Linked DNA regions of Homo sapiens: region 2 is linked to region 1. A link is a loop called in an ENCODE intact Hi-C map of the cell type or tissue named here. Cell type or tissue: heart right ventricle. All regions are shown on one strand. Links, peaks and the distances in the headings refer to the core of each region. The heading gives the core; the rest is flanking DNA.

The links. Peaks named below come from ENCODE experiments on the same cell type or tissue, not always from the same donor. Only the 100,000 strongest peaks of a DNase experiment are listed, where the experiment ranks them.
Region 2: a loop joins it to region 1, with 2.6 times the contacts of the local background. A loop is called at or near these places in 5 of 110 quality-filtered maps.

What each region holds. Positions count from the first base shown.
Region 1 is chr15:31,838,117-31,843,495 of GRCh38, forward strand. The region is part of intron 1 of OTUD7A (OTU deubiquitinase 7A); the gene reads right to left. Among named protein-coding and RNA genes, the nearest start is that of OTUD7A, 30 kb to the right of the region's middle. In heart right ventricle, for the core only: no CTCF peak of the experiment used is centred there; a DNase peak (open chromatin) is centred at 3,185; H3K27ac peaks cover 1,259 bases.
Region 2 is chr15:31,782,410-31,787,788 of GRCh38, forward strand. All of the region lies in intron 1 of OTUD7A (OTU deubiquitinase 7A), which reads right to left. Among named protein-coding and RNA genes, the nearest start is that of OTUD7A, 86 kb to the right of the region's middle. In heart right ventricle, for the core only: no CTCF peak of the experiment used is centred there; no DNase peak of the experiment used is centred there.

The DNA.
Region 1 (5,379 bases), core at 179-5,178:
TAATCAAAAATGGATCACAGCTTTACATAAAATGCAAAACTACAAAAGTTTAGAAGAAATTGTAGGAGAATATGTTTTGTACCTAGCACTACATGAAAAGGTCTTAGATGTGACGCTAGTCACTTTTTTTAAAAGTACGTTAAAAGTAATAAATTGGACTTCAGCAACATTTAAAAACAAACAATAACAACTTTTGGTCTACAAAAATTTATTTAGCAGAGGCTAAAGGTTAGTCATCTCTACCTCAACCACTAGCACTGCCATCATCCAGGGACCAAGCCAGAGACCATGGCCCTATCCTCCACATCACCCTCTACCTCTCCACATTCAATCCACCCAAACCCACAAAGACCAGGTCTCCAAGCCAGGCCTCTCTTCCCATCTGCACCCACTGGTCTAAGCTGCCACATCTCTCTCCAGGAAGCCTGCAGAACCACCACTCCCAACTGATCTCAGGCTACCCCCACTAATAATCTTGAGGACACCCACCACTGCTCACTGATTTTGAAGATGCTACACTATTCCTAACTGATCTCAAAGACCCCCCCCCACTACTCCTAAGTGATCTTGAGGGACCCCCATTACTCCTAAGTGATCCTGAGGGACCCCCATTACTCCTAAGTGATCTTGAGGGGCCCCCACTACTCCTGATTTTGAGGGCCCCCTACTACTAACTCATTTTGAAGGCCCCCTACTAGTCCTAACTCATTTTGAGGGTCCTCCACTACTCCTAACTGATCTTGAACCCCACCTCCTTTATAATCCACTCAACAGTCAGAGAGACCTTTGCCAAATGCATGTTGGGTCATGACTGAGCCCTTTTCCTTTGAGATCCACAAATACCATAACAGATCCGATGGACTGGAGGACCCAGACAGATAGCTGGGTTGGGGTGGGGAGTTCATGACACTGGTGTGCTGCTCTCCCAGCCCCTGCTCCATGGCACTCCATAGGGACAGCTGGTGGGAGAACCAGCAGAGTGGCTGGCCAGGTGAGCCCTGGCCTCAGGGCCAGGTTCCTCTGGCTTGGAGCACCGTTCGAAACACCATGCTGGGGAAAGGGGCACCCTCGTCCTGGCCAGCAGTGGCCCCAGGCTCCAGCAACTGGATTGCTTCCCACAGTGGGCAGGCGCTGGCCTCAATACTGGATGTCACCACTATTCAGTGACAAAGCCACAAGGCAGTGACTACTTTGGGGAACAGGACACATGCTCACATTCCCATTTCTTCTTCTGTTTGCTCGTCAGCAGGATGGTATCCATGGGGCCAGGTAAGCACCTTGAGGGCCCTTGGACCAAATAAAAGAGTGGACTGGCTGTGACCAACAGGATGAGGGCTCACAACAATCTTATTTTAAACTCTAAAGGAAATGTAACCTAATTTGAGGTGGTAAAACAGTAGAGCCAGGCATATCCTGCCAAAGACACACCCCTTGCTGCAGCCTGTCCTGGCATCCACTCAGCACCTGCACAGAAGCACGTGTGAGAGCCCTGCTCTCCTCTTCTATAAACTTCTATGGCTCCATATTCCAGGGACATCCCGGCTCCATTGAACCAAAAAGTGGGTTGAGAAACTAACTTGTGTGTGTGAGGGGATTCAGACAAGCTCTAAGAAGGGTGTCACTGCACCATGGTCAGGTATAAATAAGGGCATCGGTCACCATGTGCAAAGCCTCTTGGGACTAAGTTGGGATATAAACTCTTATATCAAGGCTGGGATTCTTAAAACAACATTAAACATCTTGTAATAACTTCCCTGGGAGATACTGTGGGCACTCACTTAATAGATACAAAATATAAATGATATTTTGGAAGTTGTATTATTTACTTTAAAAAAACTTTTTTTTGTTTATGTTATTTTGTCTTGCTAGCTCTTTAACTTGACCAGACTCTAACTACACAAAATAAAATCTCTTTTTAAAATAAAAATGACCTACAATGACTAGCAATCCCCATTAAAATTTCAAGACACAGGCAGCAGTTTCTGAAATAATTGTATAGACTATTATAAAATTGAAGCTTAGGCCAGGCATGGTGGCTCACACCTGTAATCTCAGCACCTTGGGAGGCCAAGGTGAGTGGATCACCTGAGGTCAGGAGTTCAAGACCAGCCTGGGCAACATGGTGAAACCCCATCTGTACTAAAAATACAAATAAATAAATAAATAAATAAATTAGCTGGGTATGGTGGCGCACGCCTGTAATCTCAGCTACTCAGGAGGCTGAGGCACGAGAATCATTTGAACCCGGGAGGTGGAGGTTGCACTGAGCTGAGATCGCACCACTGCACTCCAGCCTGGGCAATACAGCAAGACTTCGTCTCAAAAATTAAAAAATAAAAATAAAAATAAAAAATAAAATTGAAGCTTAAAGCTCACTCTCTAAATGATAGTAGTCTATTCTATTAGAATGATGAAAGGTAACATTACACTCTAGAGGTTATCAAGCGTCCTTTAATGTTACATATAGCATGAAGTTAACTGGACTGTTTTTCGGTCTTTTTTTCCCCCTTTAATAGACACTGGTAGTGGTGGAAAACATGCTTTTAAGGTAAATGCTCAGGTTTCAGAAAATACCACACAAGAACAGGAAATATTAAAATGGACAATAATGCCCAAATATTTCTCTTGAGGATTTAGATTTCACATTACTCAATCTAGTACATCCCATTACGAGAGTTTCCTAAAATAACTTTATAGAATTTGCTATCTACCACGGAAAAGGAATAGAATCTACTATCTATCACTATCCATCTACTACTGAGGATACAATCTACTATGTGCCATGGCAAAGGAATACCCAAAGTCACAGGCTTGTCACAGTACCACGCTGGGAGGGCTTCTGACAGACCACAACACCCTGCTGCTGAGGAATGCCGTCACCTGTGCAATGTGGAGAACAGAAAGTTGAACCTCTGCCAAGCAACAGAAGAGCCTGTGGTCTAGGTGGACCTATTAATCATCACTATAAAATAAAGCACCACCTCCAATACATCTGCTTGGTACACAGAGGTGGGGGCTGTGGTGTGGCAGAATTGCCTGGGGTGTGTGGTCAGAAGACTCAGGCTAAGCTCCAGCCCCTTTTTCTTCGTCACAGAGTCCCTTGGCAAGGCACTCAACTTGGACTTCAACCCAGGACCAGAAGATACTGTTGGCCTCAGAGAGAGTGAGAGGTGATTCTGACAGAAGACAGAGCCTGGGTCAAACCATGAACTGCCTCGGAAATGAGGCTGCTGAATGGTGGATGTCCTCAGCGTCCAAGGCACGCTCTGAAACACAGCCCTGACGATGCAGGACACAAGGAAGCCTCGAGGACACATGCAACAAGTGGTCAGTGACAATGTGGTGGCTCTACGCTGCCTCTGCCCCTCTACATAGTCACTTCCCTTACTACCCACCGAGTCAGTGTATCAGGGACAGCATGTGCTCCGCTGGTGGATGACACTGGCTGAGCATAGCAAGAAAAAGTTAATGGAGTTGCACGAACAAACACTGAACTAAAACGTCTTCATTTAAATACAGAATCTGCCTCTGTCAAGACCAGTACTCCTCTCTCAGATTTCTAAGAGTAACTGCTTACTAAAATGCCACTGTATTCCTGCTTGACCCAAAATTAATCCAAAATATACTCCAGGGCAATCAGAAAACTTCATGTACTCTACCTGGAAACCTTATTCTAGCTTCTACCTGCTGGAAAGAGTATTTTTGGAGAGATGGAATATGTCCTATGCTGAAGACCTGCATACCTGCCACCCAGCAATTCCACTCCTAGGTCCACCCAACAGAAATGCATCCAGATGTTTGGCAGAATATGCTTTAGAATGTCTCTCTTCCCATCTCCACCCATGCTCTAGAATGTCCAAAGCCATACTGTTCATAATAGCCCAAACTGGCGACCACCTGCATGCCCATCAACAGTGAATGCTGTATATTTGCACTGCACTGAGAATTAATGAGCTACAACTACACACAAGGCCCTGTATGAATCTCACACACATAATATTGAGTGAAAGGAGCAAAATGGAAAACATGCATCCTGCATGGTCCCACATACATAAAGCACAAAACAGGCAAATCTATGGTGTTAGAAGTGAGAGCAGTGGTGACCCCAGGGGGGTATGAGGGGCTCCTGCAGTGTGGGTGTGTTCTGTGTCCTGATCTAGGTGTGGATTATGAGGTGTGCTCAGTTACTTGGCTGCATTTATTAAGCTGCAAACTTCTGACGTGGCCTTTGTGCATGAGATTCTACTGCCATAAAAAGTGGTGCAGCCAAGGACTAAGGGAAAGAGAGGCTAGCAAGAGGGAGTGCCTCTCATGCCCTGCTCCCAGAACTTGTTTTTTCCCACCAGTTAAGCCAGCAAGAGATCAGATTTTCACAGCCGGAAGTGAAGCTGAATCCCTCTGATGGCTGGTTTCAATGGAGACTGTACTATCTACTCCAGGGAATGGGGGCTGGTGGGGGACAGAGAGGACACTGCACAGGCCAGTAATTAAGGTATGCTATTTAACAATATCACAAACGCACTCTGAATTCTGACAAGATTCGTGACTCTCCAAATTTACTGTGACTCACCTGTGATCTCCTCAAAACTGTGACAAAACCCTGACCTACTTAGGGCTGGGAAAGTGCCTGTAAATCACATCGCTGCCTCCCTATTTAAAGCATGTCTCTCATGACTTAAGCCATAGTAGAACAGAAGAAAATCCCAAATCCACTGTTGGGCCCAGAATTCCAAAAGATGGGCTTATATTTGCTACCTGCTCCAAAAACCCCAAATGCCAGTGTGACATGCATCCTAATTAATGCTCTCGGTTCCAGGAAGCCAAGGGCTGAGGGAATGGACGAGAAACTGCTGTGCACAAGCCTCCTAGAAGCACTGCTCCCTTCCTGCACACATCCAGGCTCACACCACTGCTATGCAGACCCTAGTCCCCATCCCACAATAGAAATGAGAAGGAGGACAGCCAGGCCTGGCTGCCCTTGTGCTCTGTCCTCACAGCATATGTGAGGAGTCGGGAAGTCTATCCCACTGGATTGCTTTCCTGAGGTCCAAGGGGCAAAATTCCCTAGGAAGGTGGCCTGGACGCTGGGAACAGTTACCTCCCCAACTTCTGGGGGAATTTCTCTTAGAAGGTTTAGTCTTCCCAGTGACAAGACATTTTTTTTTTCTGATCATAGCATTATAACTCAAGACAATTTTTAAAATATTTTTTCTCCAAAAAAAAAAAAAAAAAACCCCAACCATTAAGCCTTAACACAGTCAGTCTTCTTGAAAACATGTTCTGGCAGTGATCCTTATTTCTTTTGACAGTGATTTTTCCACACCTATGCTACTTTTCCAGCTCTTCCTTTAAAAATGTATCATTTTGAAATGACAATCT
Region 2 (5,379 bases), core at 145-5,144, 56 kb before region 1:
TGCTTGGATCTGAGACACAAACTGAGGTCAGAAAGCCAAGGACAAGCCAAACTAGGCAGGAGCCTGTAGCCACAGGCAGATGCTAGGATTCACAGGAACCACAGTGGGAGGCCCTGAGGGGTAGTGAGCAGGGACAGCCACACCCAGGGGCACGGGAGATGATGTGGGTGACCCTGCAGGCCTGGTGAAGGGTGGCGGCAGCAGTACTGGCCAGAGGCGCTGGGACCCAGGAGAGGAAGCAGCAGATCAGTAATGATGATGGAAAGAAAGTAATTTGGTGAATAACTTCTCGTGACTTCATGACTGATTGGCTTGGGGGTACAGAGAGAGAGTAAGGTGTCAAACATGACTTCAAATTTTCTGATTATCTCAGTATTAAAGATGCCACTTCTAAAAAGAGGAGGCCTGGAGCAAGAGCTTGGCTGACAGCAGGATCAGAGGTCCCTGTGGAAACCATGGAGACATCAACTGGGCAACTAGTAAACTGAACTGGAGTTCAGCAGAAAGTTCTGAGCTGGAGGTGTAGCTTGGGGAACCTGCACAAAACTGGTATTTAAAGCCGTGGAACTTGAGACCACCCAACAAGAGCTGAGTTAAAAGAACACAACTCAGGGCTGGGCCTTTGTGAAGTCCTGCATTTAAAGGTCAGATAGAAAAGGAAATACCATAAACCAGCAAGGAGAAGGGAAGGGAACAGCCACTGAGCCGGGAAGAAACCAAAAAGCAGTGGCATTCTGGAGATCAAGGGAAAAGAATGCTTAAAGAAGACTGGCAACAAAGGAAAGAATTTCTCAGCTGTTAGAAACCAGAAGAAATGGAAAATCAGAGCTTAACACCAATACTTGCTGCTGAAGGAGTGTGGAGGGGACAATCTCTCCCCCGTCTAGGGGCTTACCTTTTAATGTCATGCAGGAATCCCAAAGCAGAGGTTCCAAAAGGTCAAGACTATTTTCATGATCATTCAATGATCATTCTAAGGAGAGATTTGCTTTTCGCTGTGTTGACATTCATGGTATCGAAGCAATGGAAGAAGCCGCACAAATTAAGGCAATAGCAACCACTGTGCCAGTAGTCTTCATATTCTTCACCATCAAACACTCAAACTTACAAAAGCCAAAGAACAAAACCCAAACAGAAACCGAAAACAGTTTAAGAATATCTTTGATGAAGCAGTGAAAAGTATTAATTGTATTAACTAGCAACCCTTGTGTGTAAGTGTTCCTGATATTCTAAGTATCTCTGCTGTATGCCAAAGAGCGATGGAGGTCCTGAGGCAGAGCACCTGTATGACTGCCTGAGTTGCACCCTGAACTAGCTGTATTTCCATGGAACATCATTTTCCTCACCTTCTATTCATCAAAGCATACTTGCAGGGTTTGAAAGAATAACTGAAAACGATCATTTTTCAGACACTGGTGTCTGGCAAGCATCCTCTTGAAAATGAATGTAGTGAGCCTGTCACTTTAAAGAGAATCCCAATAGTATTTTATTATCGATGATAAAATCTGAGCTTCCCCATGAAACTTCTTGTATCTACTACTGTGAATCTGACTGCTCCCAATACTCAGAGACTTTTCTGATGAGACTAGTGGTGATATTAATGAATGTGATTTTCTGAGAGTGTGTAATGAAATGTGACAATGCTTAGAAGAGCCACCTAACTCAATGGACCACTATTTTCCAAGCGATCAGTGTATCATGTTACAGATCATATGTAGATAAGTGCAAGACAGGGCAAAGAACTGTAATATAATGGAGTATGAAAAGTTTACCAATGTGGCTTCAGATTCCATGTGGCAACTAATTTTAAGAAACTACTTGTTGTTGAATTCAGATGTAGTGTCAAAGATATCCACAATTACCTGAAAAGTCAACTGAAATACTCCTCCCCTTTCCAACTACATAGCAGTATGAGGTTAGACTTGCTTCTCACACTACAACTAAAACAACACACCCCAATACATGGATTGTGGAGCAGATATGAAAATCCAGCTGTCTTCTATTAAGCCAGTCGAAATTTACTAAAACATAAAACAATGCCATCCTTTTCGTGATATTTTTTGTTTTTGAAAAATTTTTCATAAAAGCTTATCTATGTTTACATGTAACAGGTTTATAATTGTAATTTTAAAATTGATAGGTATTTTATAAATTCTCAGTATTAATTTCCCATGCAGTAAATATTAACAGACATACCCCACAAAGAAAAGCTCTTTAGGCACCACGATAATTTTTAAGAATGTAAGGGAACCTGACATCAAAAATTTTGAGAACCAGCATCCTAAAGCATTTGCTTCAGGAAGAAGGAAGTTAAACCCAAAGAGAAGGAGGGCATTCCAAAAGCAGCGGGCTTTGTATTGTCTGAGTGCTTGAAATGTTTCACAATTAAAATTTATTACTTTTTCAAAAAGAATGAATAGAAGGTGAGGAATGGCACAGTGAAGGTAGATGATTCTCCTGAGTGTTTTATTGAGAAAGAGTAGGGGAAGGTGTGGAGGCAGAATGGGGAGGCTGGAGTTAAAGTAGGGTCAGTTCAGAAGGGAGCGGCACTGCCCACCTGTGCTTATCTCTTAAACGCGGGCATACAGATAACACGAACACATGATCTATACCCTGCAAGTATGGCACTGATGCATGTAAATCCTGCAAGTACATACTGATGCATCTAGACCCTGCAAGTACACACTGATGCATCTAAACCCTAAGTACACTTTGATGGATCTAAATCCTGCAAGTACACTTTGATGGATCTAGACCATGCAAGTACACTTTGATGGAACCAGACCATGCAAGTACACTTTCATGCATCTAAACCCTGTAACTACACACTGACGCATGTAAACCCTGTAAGTATGCATTGATACATTTTCTCAGCTGGTCCTTTCAGAATTTTGGGTAAGCTTTCGGTACATTTGAATTTTTAAAAATAAATTCTAATCTGTAGATATTTTTATTTGAAACATGTCTCATATTTTTCTGTTTAGAAACTGCTTCTCTCACTCCAAGATTATACTAGCTTTTCTTTCTTTTTTAAATGAAAGAGGAACAGCAAAAAGGTGTGTCCCATTTCCAGACCTGGCCTCTGGAGCTCCCCACACCTTCCACAACCTTCTCTCATTACTGTAGTACAAGGGCAACACCTATTATCCTGACCAACTTGGAAGCTACTGGTGAAGATGGCAGTGCCCCCCAAAACTTGATGCCTTCCATGATTCTGACTCTGGCCCCCAAGCAACCACTCCAGACTGTAACATTCCTGCTGTACCCCAACCAGTGCAGCAGGCATGTGACTTGGGTCTGTTTGCAAAGCAGTGAGAGCCTGCCCTATTTAAGCCATAGATTAGCTGTGTGGCTTTGGACAAGTGAGATAAACATACTTTGCCTCAGTTTCCTCATCCACAAAGTGAGGAGAGCAGCACCTTCCTTGGCCAGAGAATTAAATAGTACATGTAAACACACAAAGCAGGTATGGTGCTATGGTTTGAATGTCCTCTCCAAAACTCATGTTGAAACCTAATTCTCAATGTGGCAGTATTAAAAAGTGGGGTCTTTAAGAGGCAGAGCCCTCAGGAATGGATTAATCCATTCAAATCCATTCATGGATTAATGGGTTATCATGGGAGGGGAAATCATAGCTTTATAAGAAGAGGAAGAGAGACCTGAGCCAGCACGCTCAGCCCTCTCGCCATATGATGCCGTGCGCCACCTGGGGACTCTGCAGAGTCCCCACCAGCAAGAAGGGCCTCACCAGATGCAGCTCTTCAACCTTGGACTTCTCAGCCTCCATAACTGTAAAAAATAAATTCCTTTCTTTATAAACTACCTACTTTCATGTATCCTAGGCAACAGAAAACAAACTAATACAGCTGGGCATATGATAAGCACTAAATATTAGCTACTATTATTATTTATAATAAATGTTATTATCCAGTAGAACAAATTCTCTATCCTCCGACAAGTCTTATTGCCAAATTTGCCTATGCACTTAAGGCAAAGAGGCCAGGAATGTGGACAGAGTGTCTCATTACTGGAACCTCCTTTTGTGTGTGTGGCACGTCTGTGTGTGAGACAGGGTGTGTGCCTGGACAGGGTGTGGATGTGGAAGCTGTGGGTGAGGCTTGGTGACAGGTGAGGGGTGTGTGGCTTTGTGGGCGTGTGGTGCTGTGGGATGTGTCACTGGGTTCTGTGGCCCTCATGCCCTGCTGCCCCTCCACCCTTTCACTTCATTGTTACGTGAGATGCCTGCAGAGAGGTGTCCCTAAGAAGGAAGCCAGGTAGTGAGTCCTAGAATGGAGGCTTCCAGCAAGCAGGTATAGTTGCCTTGATCTGGGAAAGGGAGGTGTAAGCAGGTCTCCCCCTCAGGAGCTCTGAGAAGGCAGCTATGTGGCTCAGAGTCGAAGCATCCCAGAGTTCTGACCCAGGACCCCGCAGTGATATCACAGACAGACTGTAACCGCCCCCCTTCATTCCATCTCATTATGAAATGTGTGTGAGGCCTGTCGTTCTACAAAACAAAGACCCTAAGGAGGAGGGGAAAATGTTGCTTTACATATAAAAGTCAATGTTTAGCTCTAGGTATGTTTTGGGCTTTCTTAGTGGAGACACTGAAAGGGGACTAGTCAGCTTTTTCTCATCAAACAACATGGCATACATGGCCAGAGATGTGGCCACAGACGAGGCTGTTTGAACCTGCTCCAGAAATGTTGTACCAGGATGTGATGATGGAGAACTGGCAATTTGATCTCAATGCTAGACACTGTTTTTCTGAACCAGATGTGATGGCCTTATTGGAGCAAGGAAAAGGGCACTTGATGGTTATAAGAAGCATGAAGACTGTACAGTTATTGGTTGCCTCACCAAGTAGGGCTAATTGGTTACCTTGGAATTTAATTCTTAAATGAAACAGCAAGAAAGCATTTGGTTTTCTAATACGAATTATAAATTTTCCAAATTTGGAACCAAGATAGGAGCTAATCAGCTACGAAAAATGTTCACTTATAAAAATATACATCTCCTACTCTCCATCAAAGAGTTAAAGATGGAGGGAAATTCAGTGACCTCAAGGAATGCTAAGCCTAGGTGGCAGCCTTAAAATACATCAGAGAGTTCATAGTGGAGAGGTACCCTATGAACATGACTAGTGTGGGAAGGCCTTCAGTGCACATCAACAACTTTCTCAACATCAAAGTACTTAGGCTACTGAGAAAGACTTTGAATGTGATAAGTGTGGAAAGTTCTTTTGACTTAAGCCTCAAAGTACATGATAGAATTCATAATGGTGAGAAACCCTTTGAATAAAAACAATACAGGAGGCATTGGAAATGGCAGGCAATATCATATGTATCATAGAATTCATAGCAGTGCAAACTCCTTTCAATG